2 separate regions of the Homo sapiens genome follow, and region 1 is linked to region 2. Evidence: read pairs that join two places in POLR2A ChIA-PET (ENCODE). Cell type or tissue: HepG2. All regions are shown on one strand.

Region 1 (8,000 bases), 65 kb after region 2:
GATCCGCCTGCCTTGGCCTCCCAAAGTACTGGGATTACAGGTGTGAGCCACCGTGCCCAGCCAAGTCTCTTTTTTTTGAGACAGAGTTTTTCTCTTGTTGCTCAGACTGGAGTGCGTGGTGCAATCTCAGGTCACCACAACCTCCACCTCCTGGGTTCAAGTGATTCTCCTGCCTCTGCCTCCGGAGTAGCTGGGATTACAGGCTCCTGCCACCACATCTGGCTAATTTTTTGTATTTTTAGTAGAGATGGGGTTTCACTATGTTGGCCAGGCTGGTCTCGAACTCCTGACCTCAGGTGATCCACCCGCCTCAGCCTCCAAATGTTCTGGAATTACAGGCTTGAGCCATCGTGCCCCGCCTGGGCAAGTCTCTTTTAACATTTTTAACACTCGGTTCCTTCATTTACAACTTGGGGGCATGTTGTCTGGCACATAGTAGGTGCTTACCAATACTATCATTTTTCTACCCTCCCTTCTCTGGTTGTACCTGGGGAAGAGTAGATGTATACACACGTGTGTTGGGCTGGTGTGATGGCCGCATGGATTTGGTGGCATTGGAAAACCTCCCAGATGCGGGGATCAGCTGGGCCTGGGTGGGGGTGGTATAAGAAGCCCTGGGCTCTTTGGCATCTCTGGCTAAGTGCTCTCTGCCTCCTCCCTATCCTTGGTGTCCCTCCTCCGGACTGCTCCTCCGGCTGAGGACCCAGGACAGTCAGAGCACCTTCCCTCTGAGCACCAAGTTCGGGGCCAGCCTGGAAGCCTGTGGGCACCTGCTCACGTCTGCCAGAGACCTGGGGTTGGCCGTGGTCGGAGCCAGGTGAGTGACGCCTGAGGACTCCAGGAGCCCTGGGTTCTGGTCCTTCCCTTGCTGTGGATAACTGCGACAGAGACAGCGAGACACAGTCACACATAAGGCACGAAACCACTGGGGCCAAATGCAGAAACAAACAGCTGGAAATATAACTGACTACACTGGCATAAGTGTAATCAGTTGGGGCCCATGGCAAGCTGTGGCCCCTCTCTGGGCCTGTGAGACCCCATCTGTCTAAAGGGGCAGGATATGATGTGAAGGTTACTCAGGGCCTCCCTGCTCTGAGGCCCTGGGGTTTGGTGTCTTGTTGTGAAGTGTCCATGAGGGGAAGGGCAGCCCACGTGGCAGTGCTGGGATCATGGGCTCCATGGCAGTGTGTGTCTAAGTGTGTGTACGTGTGAATACTCAGGGTGAGTGCCCCTTCGTAGGTGCCTCGTTGGCCTGAGTGTGCAGCTGTCTGAAAGCACACACTTATGCCAGTGTAATCAGTTATGTTTCCGCTCTTTGTTTCTGCATTTGGCCCAATGGCTTCATGCCTTATGTGTGACTGTGCCTCTCTGTCTCTGTTGCGGTTATCCACAGTCTGTGTGGCTTTGTGGTTTGGAACATGTGTTTCAGTACATATCTCTCACCATGTCACATGCACTGGCTCTGCTAGCTTCCACCTGGGCTCCAACTGCCAGACCCCCCCAGAGCTTCACACAAGCTATCGCTGACTGCCGGTGCATGTTGGAAATGGGCCACAGGGCTGGGCATGATATGAGCTGCCTGGACATTGGAGGGGGCTTCCCCGGAATGGAGGGCTCCGGGCCCAAGTTTGAGGAGGTGAGCTGGTACGGGCGCTGGGGGTGTTCAGGGAGGTCCGCATGTGTGCCCAGGCATGGGTGTGTGTGGGGAGTCTGTGTTCATGCATGTACCTCTGTGTGTTTAGGTCTCTCTGGTGTATCTCTGTGCTCTGTGTGCACAGGTGGGTATGTGTGTATGTGCATGTCTTGGCTTTGATATCCCCCAAAAGCAGACTCTGAGACAAACACTTGGATACAAGTAGTTTTTTTGGAGATGATCCGTGGAAGCGCCAATGAGGAAGTCAGGAAAGAGAGATAGAAGGGAGAAAAGTCAAAAGAAAATTCATCTATGAGCTGGTTACCACTGTGGGCCGCTGCACCAGTCCCCCTGGGGACAATGTAGAACCTCAGAATCATCCCACTAGAGGACATGGGGCTGGTCCTTTATTCACCAACTCCTGTCCTTCTTTGGTTGAAGGCTGTGGTCTGGGGGTGTTAATTTCCTCACATTCCAGCTAGTTTCCGAGGGTGCTGGAGAAAGCCCACAGAATGAGAAGCAAAGGGAGGCAGGCGCTGGAGGCTGGAAATCATTTTGCACGGGCAGATGAGCTCAGGTAGGCTGAGGGGAGGTGGCACAGGGTGTCCACTGCAGCTGCAGCAAGGTGTCTGGGGGCTGTGCCTCTCTGTGTGTCTGTGTGTCTGTATGTGTATATGTTTTCCTGTAGAATGTAGAATTCTTGTTAGCATCACCAATACAGTTACAGTTACAGTTGGGAGTTTACATTCCCTGGGTCCACAAGACACTCGCCTTCTTACGGTGCATCAGATTAAATTGCTGCACCTTTGGACTTCTCAGGGAGCCTGGTGGCCAGCAACCCCACACAAGTGACCTCCTGTCTCTCAACTTCTGTTTCCTCTTTGGTAAACAGGGATAATTCTAATGCCTACCTGCAGGGTGCCTCGGGGATGAAAGGACTGATGCAGGTAAGGCGTTGGCACAGGCGCTGGCACATCAACACGTGCTGGATGAGTTAACCTCTTCCTGCTGTCCCTCCACCCCATTCCAGTTGGCGAGAGTGATCAGTGCTGCCCTGGCCCAGGACCTCCCTGAGGAGCGTGGTGTCAAGGTCATCGCAGAGCCTGGCTGCTTCTATGTGGAGTCTGTCTGCATGGCCGCTGTCAACATCATTGCCAAGAGGGCTGTGCTGGAGCCCGGTGGGTGGGCCAGGATGGCACTGGGTGGGGATGCCACTGTCCAGGTGTCCCCAGGCCCTGGAGGAGAGGAAGGGCAGAGGGTTGGGCTCTGTCCCAGGAGCTGGGGGTCAGAGTAGTGACTGAGCACTCCCCAGGAGGCAGCCGGAAGCTGGTGTATTATCTCAAAGATGGCCACTATGGCTCCTTCCGCCTCTGCTACCGAGAGCCTGTCCCAAGGGTTCCCATCGTGGTGAAGGTAAGGGGGCCACTCCAGCCCCGAGTCTAGTCCCTTACCTTGAGGTGCCTTGTGCCTCCCCTACTGGGAACAGTGGCTGTGCTGGACCCCAGAGGCAGGTCCTGGCCTGCTGCTTAGAACACATGTGGACACGTACATGATGTGTGCTCACAGATCAGAGCGTGTGCAGCAGCTGGATATGTAGGCCTCCTCAGGCAAAGGGGCGATCACCAGAACACAAAGGCGTGGGTTGTTTTCCAAAATATTGAAGTTCTTCTCCCTGGTGGCTTAAGAGCCATTCCTTCTTCCTGGTGGTTAAAGAGCTATTCCCCCGAGTCCACCAGGGGCCTCCCTGCCGACACTCTTGCTGCTCAGTCCCTCCCACGATCTGGCAACAAAGCTTCAATACCTGACCCTGTAGGGCCAACAGGATCTTCCTCCAGCTCTGCAGCAGTTGTCTCCTAATGTGATGGGTTGGTGTCCGGGCCACACTGCTTTGTAAATATCTTGACTGTTTCTCCCGGCCAGTGAACGTCTTGGTGTGTGCACACATTTGGTCATGTATGTGACGTGTGTTTGCATGCATGTGCGAGTGTGTACGTGTGTGAAGTGTTTCTGGGTGTGTGTCTTCGTGTGTGTATTTGCCTCTCTTCTCATCGGAAGGAGTGAGTTCTGGATGTGGAGGAACCAGTAGGAGACCCTGTGTTTGTTTGGTTCCCACAATAGTTTTCAATTTTAGTTGCCCATATTAAAAAATCTAGACATATTTCATAAAAGCCTGGATTTTCTCAGCTCCTCTCAAACATTTGAGAGATCTGATGATACGTGGCCTGCAGAACAACAAGGCAACAAATAATTCAACAAATTAGTCTAGCATGTCAGGCACTGTGATCTGCTGGAACGGGACTTCCTCAGTGGCTTTCCCCTTTGGACAGACATTGACTTTCCAGTTTGTTGTAAGACTTACCTGGCCCATTTCACTCATTTGTGTTACCTGCTTGACCTCTAGGTAATTGAGTTTTCAACTGCTGCCTTATAGCAATTATTGAAGACAACAGCCCCACTTACAGAGGAGGAATCTGAGCCCTTACTTGTAGGCACATCAGACCTGGCCAGGCTGGGCAGGGGCCATGGAGGGATGGGTCCCAGCCAGTATACACCCGTGTGCCCCTGGGAGTGTCCTTCCGGGTCTTTCAGTGCCTTCCAGATAAGGGGGTGGGATAGGCCAGCCTGCTGTCTTTTCTGACCCCCTTTCCTATGTCACACAGGAGTTCTGCTCAGAGCCGCCCCTCTTCCCCTGCACCCTCTATGTCCCATGTGCGATGCCTTTGACAGGCTCTTCTTGGAGGATGTGCGGCTGCCCGAGCTGGATGTAGGCGATTGGCTGGTCTTCCCCTCCATGGGTGCCTACATGTCCTCCATGAGCTCCAGCTTCAATGGCTTCCTGCCTGCCACCATCTGCTACACCATGGGCCCCCAGCTCAGGTGCCTAGGGGTTGGGGTTGAAGAGGAAGCAGGAAACCTCACACTCATTTGAGCTTGGGGTGGGAACTGGCCCCAGGGAATCTCCCTTCCCCTGTTGACTCACTGAAGTCAAAGTGTCCATCTGACCTTTGGACTCTCATCTGCCTCTGGCCCCCCTCCCAGGGAGGTGGAGAATTGCAAAGAGATCCCCAGGCCCTCTAGCCACTGGCTGGCCCTACTCCTGCTTCAGACGCCCACTGTCCCAGCTCTGCCTCCAGGCCCCAGCTCTGCTGCTGTGTGTGCAGCCTCAGGGCTGTAGGCAAAGGCCTTGACACCCACCCTGTACCCCATGTCCTTTCCCCATGAGCCTTCTGGAGGCAGAGCCTTAACCCAGAGCCAGCTAGGCTGGAGGGCTTTAAGACACTCTGGTAGGTAGGCCCCTGGGAACTGTTGGGAGTTGGGATGGCAGGGAGGAGGCAGAGGTTTGGGTAACTATGAAATCCTATGCAGACCTTCCAAAAATATCTTGCTGTCATTTTGGGTCAGTTCTTTCCTTTTCTCTTTTCATTTCTTTTCTTTTCTTTTTTCTTTTCTTTCTTTCATTTTCCTTTCCTTTCCATTCCTTTCCTTTTTTCTTTCTCTTCTTTCTTTCCTCCCTCCCTTCCTCCATTCCCTTTCTCTTTCTTTCCTCTCTTTTTGAGACAGAGTCTTACTCTGTCGCCCAGGCTGGAGTGCTGTGGCATGATCTCGGGTCACTACAGCCTCGACCCCTCAGGGCTCAGGTGATCCTCCCACCTCAGCCTCCTGAATAGCTGGGACTATAGGTGTGTACCACCACACCCGGCTAATTTTTATATTTTTGGTAGAGATGGAGTTTTGCCATGTTGCCCAGGCTGGTCTCGAACTTCTGGGCTCAAGCAATCCGCCTGCCTCAACCTCCCAAAGTGCCGGCATTACAGGTGTGAGCCACCGCATGCCTGTGTCTTCGGTCAGGTCTTACACTGACTTTTCTCAGCAGTGGCCTGCCCTGCCCACCCTCCTTGTCATTTGCCTCTGCATCCCTCCTTTCCCACTCTCTTGAGCAGTGGTTGAAGGGGACGCATTAGAAGCTACTTCTTCTCAGAGCGACTACAAAAAATGGGCTATTGATCTTTTACGTTAAATAATGCAGCCCACACACCTGCTCAGTTCATACCTAGCTGGTGTCAGTTTACATCCTTAAATTCATCCTGCCGCTCCTCCCCGCTTTTTATTTATTCATGCCCTTGCCTTGTCCCAGAAAGCGTTTCTATAAAATTCATCAACATATCATAGTGGTTAAGAGCATGTCACTGGAATAAGGAAGAACTGGGCTCAAATTTAGGCACCACTGCTACTAGCTTTGAATTTGGGCAGGTTAACTAACATAGTTGAACTCTAGTTTTCCTTGTAAAATAGTGGTAATAATAATAACTTTAACTTCCCCGTAGGGTTGTTGGGATTAAGAGAGGGATGAATATATCGTTTAGGGCCAGCTTTTCCTTCGGCCACCCTGTTCTTGCTGGCTCTCCTCCTGGAGTCTAGATGTCACAGAGACCCCACCGTGCATCCTGGGTCTTTTCAGAGAGTGTTGGTAGGGTGTCCCACTCAGGCCAAGCCAGGATGTGTGCCCGATGCTAGGGGGACAGGGGAGGCAGGCACAGACCCAGTCTTTGAGTTGTCCTCAGGCCTGTGGAAAGCTAAAGGCAGGCGCAGCTGGCTGCAGCACAGGGAGGAACATGGGACATACTTTGAGGACAGTTCAGGTGGAAGCCATCCATTTGGAGGAGTGGGTGGCTTCTTGGAGGGAGAATGGTGGGACCTGGAGGCAGAGCAGAATCAGTAGGTAAAAGTGGGTAGGAAGCGTGGCTCAGGTGTGGGAACAACTTGGCTCAGGCATGGGAATGAGCCTCTGCTCAGAGAACAGTGAGTGGCCAGGATTGGAGATGAGAAACAGAGATTGCAGAGCCTGGGGACACAAGGTGACCAGTTTGCCTGGATTTGTCTGGAACATTCCTGGTGCTAGCACTGTAAATCCTGAGTCCTAGGAAGCTCCTGAGTCTCAGGCAAACCAGATGGTTGGGGAGGGAGAGGAGGGAGGGGAGGAGCTCGTCACACCCCAAGGCCACATTCCTGCAGCTATAGCAGGTACAGCCATTGATTTCTCAGCTTCCAGCTCAGCCAAGGAAGGTGTCTCCCCTCCCTTCAGCAGGGCCTCTCCCACCCTCTCTGCTACCACTCAACTCAGCCAGGTCCTCGGGGATCCCAGAGTCCCTGGAGCTGAAGAGGAACTTCCCCTGACATGTGGGAAGCAAAGAGCAGATTGGGGTAACAGAGGCCACTCAGAGAAGCTAGAGGAGCTCAACAGCCCATCCAGTCAGGTGCATCTCATGAGGGCATCCCAGAACATCAAATTTCCCGCCTGCAAAATGGTCTTGCTTATGCCCAAACACTCAGAATATAAGAAGCACGGATTATGGGTACGATACTTAGGGGTGTGAGCAGGCTTTGGGAAATGTGAACTCTTTCCAGATGGAAGACATTCCAGTGAGTTTTCTTTGCCCCTGGGGGGTGGGAGAGGGTGAGTGGGTCTGAGTATGTAAGTCACAGGTCTCCAGGTCTAACCAACCAGTGGCGGGGTGAGTAGTTTGGTGGGAAGGACAGTTAGGAACAGGTAACTAAAGGTGAGTTAGGTCAGAGCAGGTGACCAGGGGTGATTCAGGTCAAAGCAGGTGACTGGGATGAGTCAGGATGCAGAGCAGGTAACCAGGGGAACAGATGTGAACTGCTGATTAAAACTGGGGGGAAATGTTGTTTACTGAAACTACGGGGAAGTTAAACTTTAAAATGGAGGACAAAGAACTGAACATATTGACATATTGATTCTTTGAAGAGAAATTTTGAACTCATTGTATCCAACAGGAGGATCACGTGAGCCCAGCAGTTTAAGGCCAGCCTAGGCAACATAGAAAGACTCTGTCTTATTTTTAAAAATAAAATAAAATAAAAATGACAGAAATGTATTCTCTCATAGTTTTGGAGGTTAGAAGTCTGAAGCCAAGGGTTGGCAAGGTCACTCTCCCTCTGAAGGCTCCAGGGAAGAATATTTCTTTGCCTCTTGCATCTTCCAGTAGCCCCAGGCCTTTTCTGGCTTCCGGCAGCATAACTCTAGTCTCTGCCTCACAACGTTTTTCTCTTTGTCTCTGCGACCTCTTGTCTTCTTATAAGGACACCAGTCATCCAGTGGACACAAATTTTGTGGGGGCATGATTTAACTTCAACCTCCAACCCCCTGCCGCAGGTCACCCTTTGGCCCTTATGGCCTCCAAGTCTTGCGGCTGGAGCTCACTTCTCAGCCTGGGGTCATCTGTGTCTACTTTCCATAGCACCAGGATTCACCTCTGCTGGTGGTTCCCAGGTTCTCTCTCCAGCTGTGACCTCTCTCCCACACTCCAGACCTGAAAATCTCACAGCCTCTTGATCACCGACCCAA
Region 2 (8,000 bases):
GATTTATTTTTAATTTAATTTTATTTTTAGACAGGGTCTCGCTCTGTTGCCCAGGCTGGAGTGCAGTGGTGCGATCTCCACTCATTGCAACCTCTGCCTCCCAGGTTCAAGCGATTCTTATGCCTCAGCCTCCCGAGTAGCTGGGACTACAGGCGCATGCCATCATGCCTGGCTAACTTTTCTATTATTATTATTTTTCTTTGGTAGATACCAGGTTTCACCATGTTAGTCAGGCTGGTCTCAAACTCCTGACCTCAGGTGATCCACTCACATCAGCCTCCCAAAATGCTGGGATTATAGTCATGAGCCACTGCGCCAGGCCTCATATCCACTTTAAAATAATTTTAGATATAATGCAAGTTTATGGTTTGTTTGTTTTTACTTTTTCTTTTTTGAGACAGAGTCTCACTCTGTTGCCCAGGCTGGAGTGCAATGGTGCGATCTTGGCTCACTGCAATCTCTGCGTCCCAGGTGCAAGTGATTCTTGTGCCTCAGCCTCTCGAGTAGCTGGGATTACAGGGATGCGCCACAATGCCCGGCTATTTTTTGTATTTTTAGTAGAGACAGGGTTTCACCATGTTGGGCAGGCTGCTCTCAAACTCCTGACCTCAAGTGATCTGCCCGCCTCGGTCTCTCAAAGTGTTGGGATTACAGGTGTGAACCACCACACCTGGCTGCAGGTTTATTGTTTTTAAATAAAGCCCCACTTAAACAGTACAGGAGTATGAAAAGCATTTATCTACTTGACTTTTTTCAAGCAGCAGCATAGGATTCTATGGAATGAATATTCCATTGTTTATGTAACTAATCCTCAATTGATGGGCACCTATGCTGCCTTCAGTGTTTTGTTGTTTTGTTTTGTTATTGCTACCATCTGCGGCTGTGGTGATTCTGGAAGCTTGCCAGGCTCCAGGAAGAACATGGGCTTCAGAGCCGAGATCCTCTAAGTTCTCATCTCTCAGCTTTGCCCCCCAGCTGCTAGGGACTCTCTGGGCCTCAGTTTCCCCATCTGCAGAATGGAGATTGTAGTAGCATCCACCCCATGGCATGCTGCCTGTGTCAGTGAGAGCACGTCTGTAAAGGGCCTAGCACCATGCTGGGGAGAGTGGGGGCCAAAGAAGATATAGCCCCTTCCTTTCCCCGGCTATCAGTCCTCAGGTACTAAGACAGAAGGCTAGGCTGACCGATGAGGTCACCTTAGTCTTTCCTCTCCCTCCAGGGACACCTGCCTTTTGCCCCTCTGGAGGTGGCTGTGAATGACAGATGGCAGGATGTGGGGGGAAAATGATAACAGGAGCCAATGTTTATGGAACAGTTCTATGTGCCCCTCCTTGGAGCAAGGAGCTTTAATCCCTATAGCAAACCTGCTAGTGTACAGAGAAAGGAATTCGAAACAGAAGAGGGAGATGGAGACCCTGACCCCTAGTCTAATTAGCCCATTCTGTATTCTCTGCATAGCCTTTTTTCCTTCTTGTTTTGAGATGGAATCTTTCTGTCACCCAGGCTGGAGTGCAGTGGTGGTATCATAGCTCATTGCAGCCTCAACCTCCCAGGCTCAAGCGATCCTCTTGCCTTGGTCTCCTGAGTAGCTAGGACTACGGGCACACATCACCACACCTGGCTAATTTTTTTATTTTTATTTTTAGTACAGATGAGGTTTCACTATGTTGCCCAGGTCTGCATGGCCTTTGTTACTGGGTGTAATTATGTATCTATTTATATTCTCTGACTCCTCATGTGGTCGATGAGGGTGAGAATCTATCTTTGTTGTTTATAGTTTCCCAGTGCCTAGAACAGAGCCTGATAAAGAGAAGGTATTCAGCAAGCGTCGGGTTTCTTGATTGACTGGCTGACCATCTGAATGAACATTAGTTGATTCTGCAGCAGCCATGGGAAAGCCTGGGGGCAGGAGTGGTGAGTTTATAAAGGAATTGGGAGAGGAGGAGCCCTGGGCTGGGTCAAGAGGCCTGAGCTCTATTTACTGAGGTGTGCAGGGTCAGAGGACAATTCTGAGAAATGACTGTGAAGCTGAGACTTGCAGAAATGGTGAGAGCCCAGAGGGGCACAGAGCCTGGGGAGAGTGCAGGCAGGGAACAGCACCTGTAGAGGCTCTGCAGGGAGAGGACAGCGCCGGTGCAAAGTGTAGGGGCTGGAGCTCTGCGGTTTGGGGTGAAGCTGCAGAAGGGAGAAGGGCAGGGTTATGTGGTTCAGAGGTCACAGGCTGGGCCCCAAAGGCATGTCTGGTTTGGCCCTCGCTGTGTATAAAAAAACAAGAACAGGCAGGGCGCAGTGGCTCATGCCTGTAATCCCAATACTTGTGGAGGCCAAGGTGGGAAGATTGTTTGAGGCCAGGAGCTTGAGACCAGCCTGGGCAACATAGCAAAACCCCGCCTCTACCAAAAAATACCAAAATTAGCTGGGCATGGTGGCGTGTGCCTGTAGTCCCAGCTACTTGAAAGGCTGAGGTGGGAGGGTCGCTTGAGCCCAGGAGTTCAAGGCCGCAGTGAGCTATGATTGTGCCACTGCACTCCAGCCTGGACAACAGACTCTGCTTCTGAAAAAAAAAAATCAAACAAGAACTCAACACAGACTGTGATACCTGGCCACGGAGCACCTTCTCCATCTGCCCCACTTCCCACTGCTCCTCCTCAGTGTTCACCTGGTGTTTCACCCTTTAAGGGACCTGTCTGGCCCATGAAGTCATTTGTGTTTGCAAGTCCTGACGCAGGGCCAAGTACTGTGATCAGGCTGTTGAGAGTGATGAAGATGTTGTCATGGGGTCACCAAAGAGGCCTGATACCACCCTGCTCTGAAAAGGCTCAGCCTTTCTCCATTTGACTTCTCAAGAGGTCCCAGACTAGTGACATCTTAGCTTGTGAGCGTAGAAGGGCCCTTGGGAGAGGACAGTACCATATGGTGGTCAGATCCTGAGTGTGGAGTCAGGCAGGCCCGGGCTCACATCCGGCTCCTCCCCTTACCTCACCTCTTTGAGCCCCAGCTTCCTTGTCTGTAAAAGGGATGATGAGCTCCTACCCCACAGACTTGCTGGAGAGACATAGAGACACACAGCACTTAAAGCACTCCGTGCAGGGTTTGGATACATTTTCTTTGACCATGAGCTGTTCTGGACAACCCGGTCACTTTCTCATTTGTTTAACATGCCAGGGTGCAAGCGTTTGGCCAACTATATAGCTGAGAGGGAACACAGTCCACAAGATCACCCTCACTTCTTCTTCTCTTCCTTTTTTTTTTTTTTTTTTAGCTAGAGATGAAGTTCTGCCATGTTGCCCAGGCTGGTCCCCAACTCCTGGGCTCAAGCAATCCACCCACCTTGGCCTCCCAAAATGTTAGGATTATGGGCATAAGCCACCATGCCCAGCCAACCACCCTCTCATCTTCTTTTTTTTTTTTGAGACAGTCTTACCCTGTTGCCCAGGCTGCAGTGCAGTGGTGCGATCTCAGCTCACTGCAACCTCTGCCTTCTGTTTCCAAGTGATTCTCCTGCCTCAGCCTCCCGAGTAGCTGGGATTACAGGCACCCACCACCACACCTGGCTAATTTTAGGCTAATTTTTAGTATCTTTAATAGAAACGGGGTTTCACCATGTTGGCCAGGCCCACCTTCACTTCTGACACCAATTGCAAGTCCAGGAATTTCCAAAACCATCCTTAAGTTTTATTATTCACTAGAGGGACTCACAGAATCCACTGAAAGCTATTGGGCTGAGAGTTATGGTTTATTACAGGGAAAGGATAAAGATTAAGATCAGTTAAGGGAAGATGTGCACAGAACAGAGTCTAGGGAAGTATCAGATGCAGAGTTCCCACTGTCCTCTCTCCCTGAAGCCAGGATGCGTTACTTCCCAGCATCCATGTATGATGATGTGCATGGAGTATTGTCAACCATGGAGGCTCTCCTGAGCTCTGGAGTTCAGAGTTTTTATTGGGCCTCCATTATGCAGGCATCATTGACTGATTGCCCATGTGGTTGATTTCAGTCTCCAGGTCAACTGAGATAGTGTGACCCAGAGCTCCTACCCTAAATCATGTGGTTGGTCTTCCCACTCTACATCAAAATGTTGCTATCTGGATAGCCCAAGATCCCCAGACAAACAGAGATTACTTACCAAGGACAAAGGCCAGAACTCTTTTTGGCAAGCTTAAAGTCTTTCCTGTACACAAGGTCAGCCTGGAAGAGGGACCTGACTTGTGCCCCTTGGAAGATCCTGGAGTAGCCACCTGGCCTCTACCCTCTCTTACAGTCTGAAAAGTCTGGGGCTGGCGGGTTGAGGGCATAAGGTAAACAGTTCATACTTACTGAGCACTTGTTATGTGCCAGACAGTGGCTCAACCACTTCCATGTGTTATCTCAACTAACTCTCCCACCCACTCCCTGAAGTAGACATATTCATGGTTCTATTTCATGTATGAGAAAACTAAGGCAAGGAGAAGTGTCACCCAAGGCACACAGCCAATAAGGTTCTGAGCCTAGGATTTGGACACAAGTCTAGGTGACACCTAAGTCCACACTCTGTGCTCTGCTACCTTCTATATTCTAAAAGCATGGGTTTGGACTCAAATATGTTGGGTTTGTTGACTGAAATTAAGGCTGTTGAGGCAGAAGTAATTTGGTAAAAGTTTGTCAGAAACCAAATGTGAAGATTGACCTGGAAGACACACCAACACAATTAGGCATCTTTCCAAGTCTGTAACGAGTGGGATTGCTTTTATAAGAAAGTTTAGGAAAAGGGGCAGGGGGTTCCTCATTTCAGATTTGCCCTTTCTCTTTGGAGGGCACGATACAGAGGTTACAATGATTGACAACAGGTTATATCACATGGAAGAAAATGCTCTACATGTAAGCCAGTAAACTTCATGATTCAGACACAAATCAGTGTCCTTTTCCATGTCAGTAGGTTACATATTAATCAGCACGTCAACAGTTGGAGGAAGTCACGTAAGATTTGAGGGACTTGTGATAAGATTCTTTATTCAGGGACAGGATATTGCTGTGAATCACAAGACCTTCCCCTGGTTGGAAGCCTGCCAAATGTGACCTGTAGGTTATCAGGTTCAAATTCTAGGCTCAGCTGCATCTGGGTTGGGTGGCCTCAGCCAGGTCAGGGATATTCTGAGACTCAGTTTCCTCTTTGATAGCAGTCGAGATGCCCTCTCAGGGACCTTTGCCTCCTTGTTGGCCTCTTGACTCTGGTGAGATTGTTTACCTAATGCCCCCACAAGCCTAGGGATTGCACAAGTTTGGGGAGGAATCATAACTGATGCATTCTGTCACCTTCCACTCCCTGGGGACTGGCAGAGAGCAGACATCTGTAAATGTTTGCTGTTGTTGAAGTACATTGGAACATGCCCCCGAACCACCAGGATCCAGGATCTGCTGAGCAGCCAGAGGGCGGTGGATGGAGGCCTGGCACTGTTGGGTGTCCTCAGGGCTGGGTGCCCAAAGTGGGAGGACCCGCCCCCCCGCCCCACGCCGGGTGAAACCTAGGACCCTAGTCACACCTCAAGTGGAAAACATGGACCTTAATCCTGGAGAGCTGGCTGGGGTTTAAGTCAGTGCCACTGACTTGCAGTGTGGCCCTGGGCAAGGGGTAGAACTCTTCTGGCCTGGCTTTTCTCATTAGTAAAATAAGGGGTAGTTTTAGGCAATTTGACAGCTAACGTCTGTTTCCTGTCTTGGCCCAATGGCCCTTAGGAGCTCTGGTCCAGGTCCTCACAGAAGAAGAGTCTGTGGTGGTCTCTTTGAGAATGCCTCTTTCCCTCTGGTCTCAATGGCCTACTACTGGCCCAAGTGCCCTCCCACCACACACACACACACACACACACACAGATTCACACACACATGCATGCATGCACATATGCACACACGTGCACATAGCATGTGTACACACATGGACATGAGCATACTTGCACACAGCAATGCATTCGATGGACTGACATTCGATATCCATTCACCCCACTTTTCTGTGCCTTTGCCCCATGCTGCAGGGGGTTCTGAGTTAGAGCCAGGGTTCCCCTCACATAACAAAATTTACCATTTTGAAGATACAATTCAGTAGTATTGAGTACATTCACAATGTTAAGCAACCATCGCCTCTATCCAGTTCCAAAACATTCTCCTCACCCCAGAAGAAAACCTCATATCAATGAAGCAATCACTCCCCATTCCCGCTCCCCTCAGCCTTTGCAACCGCTAATCTGCTTCCTGTTTCTGTGGGTTTGCCTATTCTGGATATTTTATATGAATGGAATCATACACTCTGTGACCTTTTTTGTCTGGCTTCTTTCACTTAGTATAATGTTTTTAAGGTTCATCCATATTGCACTACTTCATTCCTTTCTTTTTTTTTTTAATTTTTTTTTGAGACAGAGTCTTGCTCTGTTGCCCAGGCTGGAGAGCCGTGGCGCGATCTCAGCTCACTGCAAGCTCTGCCTCCCGGGTTCACGCCATTCTCCCGCCTCAGCCTCTGGAGTAGCTGGGACTATAGGCGCCTGCCACCACACCTGGCTAATTTTTTGGGTTTTTTTTGTATTTTCAGTAGAGACGGGGTTTCACCGTGTTAGCCAGGATGGCCTCGATCTCCTGACCTCGTGATCCGCCCACCTCAGCCTCCCAAAGTGCTGAGATTACAGGCATGAGCCACTGCGCCCAGCCTACTTCATTCCTTTCTATGGCTGCATAATATTCCACTGTATGAATATCCACATTTTGTTTGTCCATTCATCGTCCTTTGATAAATTATTGGGTTGTTTCACTTTTTAACTGTTACGAAAAATGCTGCTGTACACATGCATGCACAGGTTTTTATTTGAACATCTGTTTTCATATCTCTTGGGTATACACCTAGGAGTGGTATCTAAAATTGTGTTTGTGAATGTGTGGATGTCTCACACGGAAATCAGGCTACACCATGCCAGTGGCTGCTCAGAGAGGTGCAAGGGAGGACACTGTGACCTCCTTCACCCTGACTCTCCCCTGAGCAGAAAACCAGAATGTCCACTAGGCAGGTCTCTTCCTGAATTGGACCACAACAACAAAATCTTAACTTGGCTTGTGCCTAGGACAGATCAGCCTGAGCCACGCCCTCATCTTACTATACTTACAAGGCTTTTCTGTTCAGATCACCTAGGAACATCTGAATAAGATGCCACCCCCACTGAGAGTCTTTAGAACTTTCAGTAACCAAGGCAGGACAACTCATCTACTCCCTAGTAGGATCTGAACCCTGAAGTGCAATAGTAACCACAGGCGAGTAATGGGACTTTGGACAAATTTCTCAAACAAAGGAGACTCAGTTTCCTGATCTGTAAAATGGCAATGATAGTGCCTTTTTCATTCCTTCATTCATTCATCCACTAGCGGTGCGTCACACACCTATTCTATAGCAGGCCTTGTTTACACAAGGATCAGCAGCAGATGTCACACTTGCCATTAGGGGGCTGAGATCTGGTGGAGGAGGTGGACGTAAATCCAGTAGCCACACAAACGTGTACGTTGTAAATGTGTCAAGGGCCATGATAGAAAGATAGCCAATGTCACGCACTTCCGTTAGGGGTGAGCCGAGGTCCAAAGCAGGGGTATAGAAGTATCTTGTGATTTTAATCTGCATCTCCTTCATGACCACTGACGTTGGACACTGTTTCATATGCTTATTGGACTACTGAATATCCTTTTTTGCTGTGTGTAAAGTGCCTATTTAACTCTTTAGCCCATTTTTAAATTGGGAGGTTTTTTCCCTGCTGATTTGTAGCAGATACATGGGAAGTGAGTCCTTGGTGGATATATATTTTGCAAATATCTTCTCATAATCTCTGTCTTATCTTTTCACCCTCTTAATGTTGTCTTCTGATGAACAGTGATTCTTAATTTCAAAGAAGTCTAATTTTTAACATTTTCTTTAGTTTTTAAAATTATTTATTATTATTATTATTATTTTTGAGATGGAGTTTCACTCTTGTTGCCCAGGCTGGAGTGCAATGGCA

Evidence for each region. ChIA-PET counts read pairs that join two places held together with the same protein. Peaks named below come from ENCODE experiments on the same cell type or tissue, not always from the same donor. Only the 100,000 strongest peaks of a DNase experiment are listed, where the experiment ranks them.
Region 1: POLR2A ChIA-PET joins it to region 2 with 12 read pairs; 6 of 35 experiments call an interaction of 5 or more read pairs at or near these places.

What each region holds. Positions count from the first base shown.
Region 1 is chr1:31,504,771-31,512,770 of GRCh38, forward strand. It overlaps the pseudogene LDC1P. Among named protein-coding and RNA genes, the nearest start is that of LINC01226, 9.7 kb to the right of the region's middle. RefSeq lists enhancers at 2,263-3,462, 2,880-3,379, 4,701-4,830. In HepG2, a CTCF peak has its summit at 3,379 (motif pointing right); DNase peaks (open chromatin) are centred at 3,381, 4,651, 6,601 and 7,311; H3K4me3 peaks cover 314 bases.
Region 2 is chr1:31,439,965-31,447,964 of GRCh38, forward strand. The region is part of intron 1 of LOC124903900 (a long non-coding RNA gene); the gene reads right to left. LOC105378625 (a long non-coding RNA gene) reads left to right here and starts at 5,890. Exons shown (of 4, transcript XR_007065578.1): 1 at 5,890-8,000. In HepG2, a CTCF peak has its summit at 7,434 (motif pointing right); DNase peaks (open chromatin) are centred at 2,187, 2,487, 4,977, 7,457 and 1 weaker place.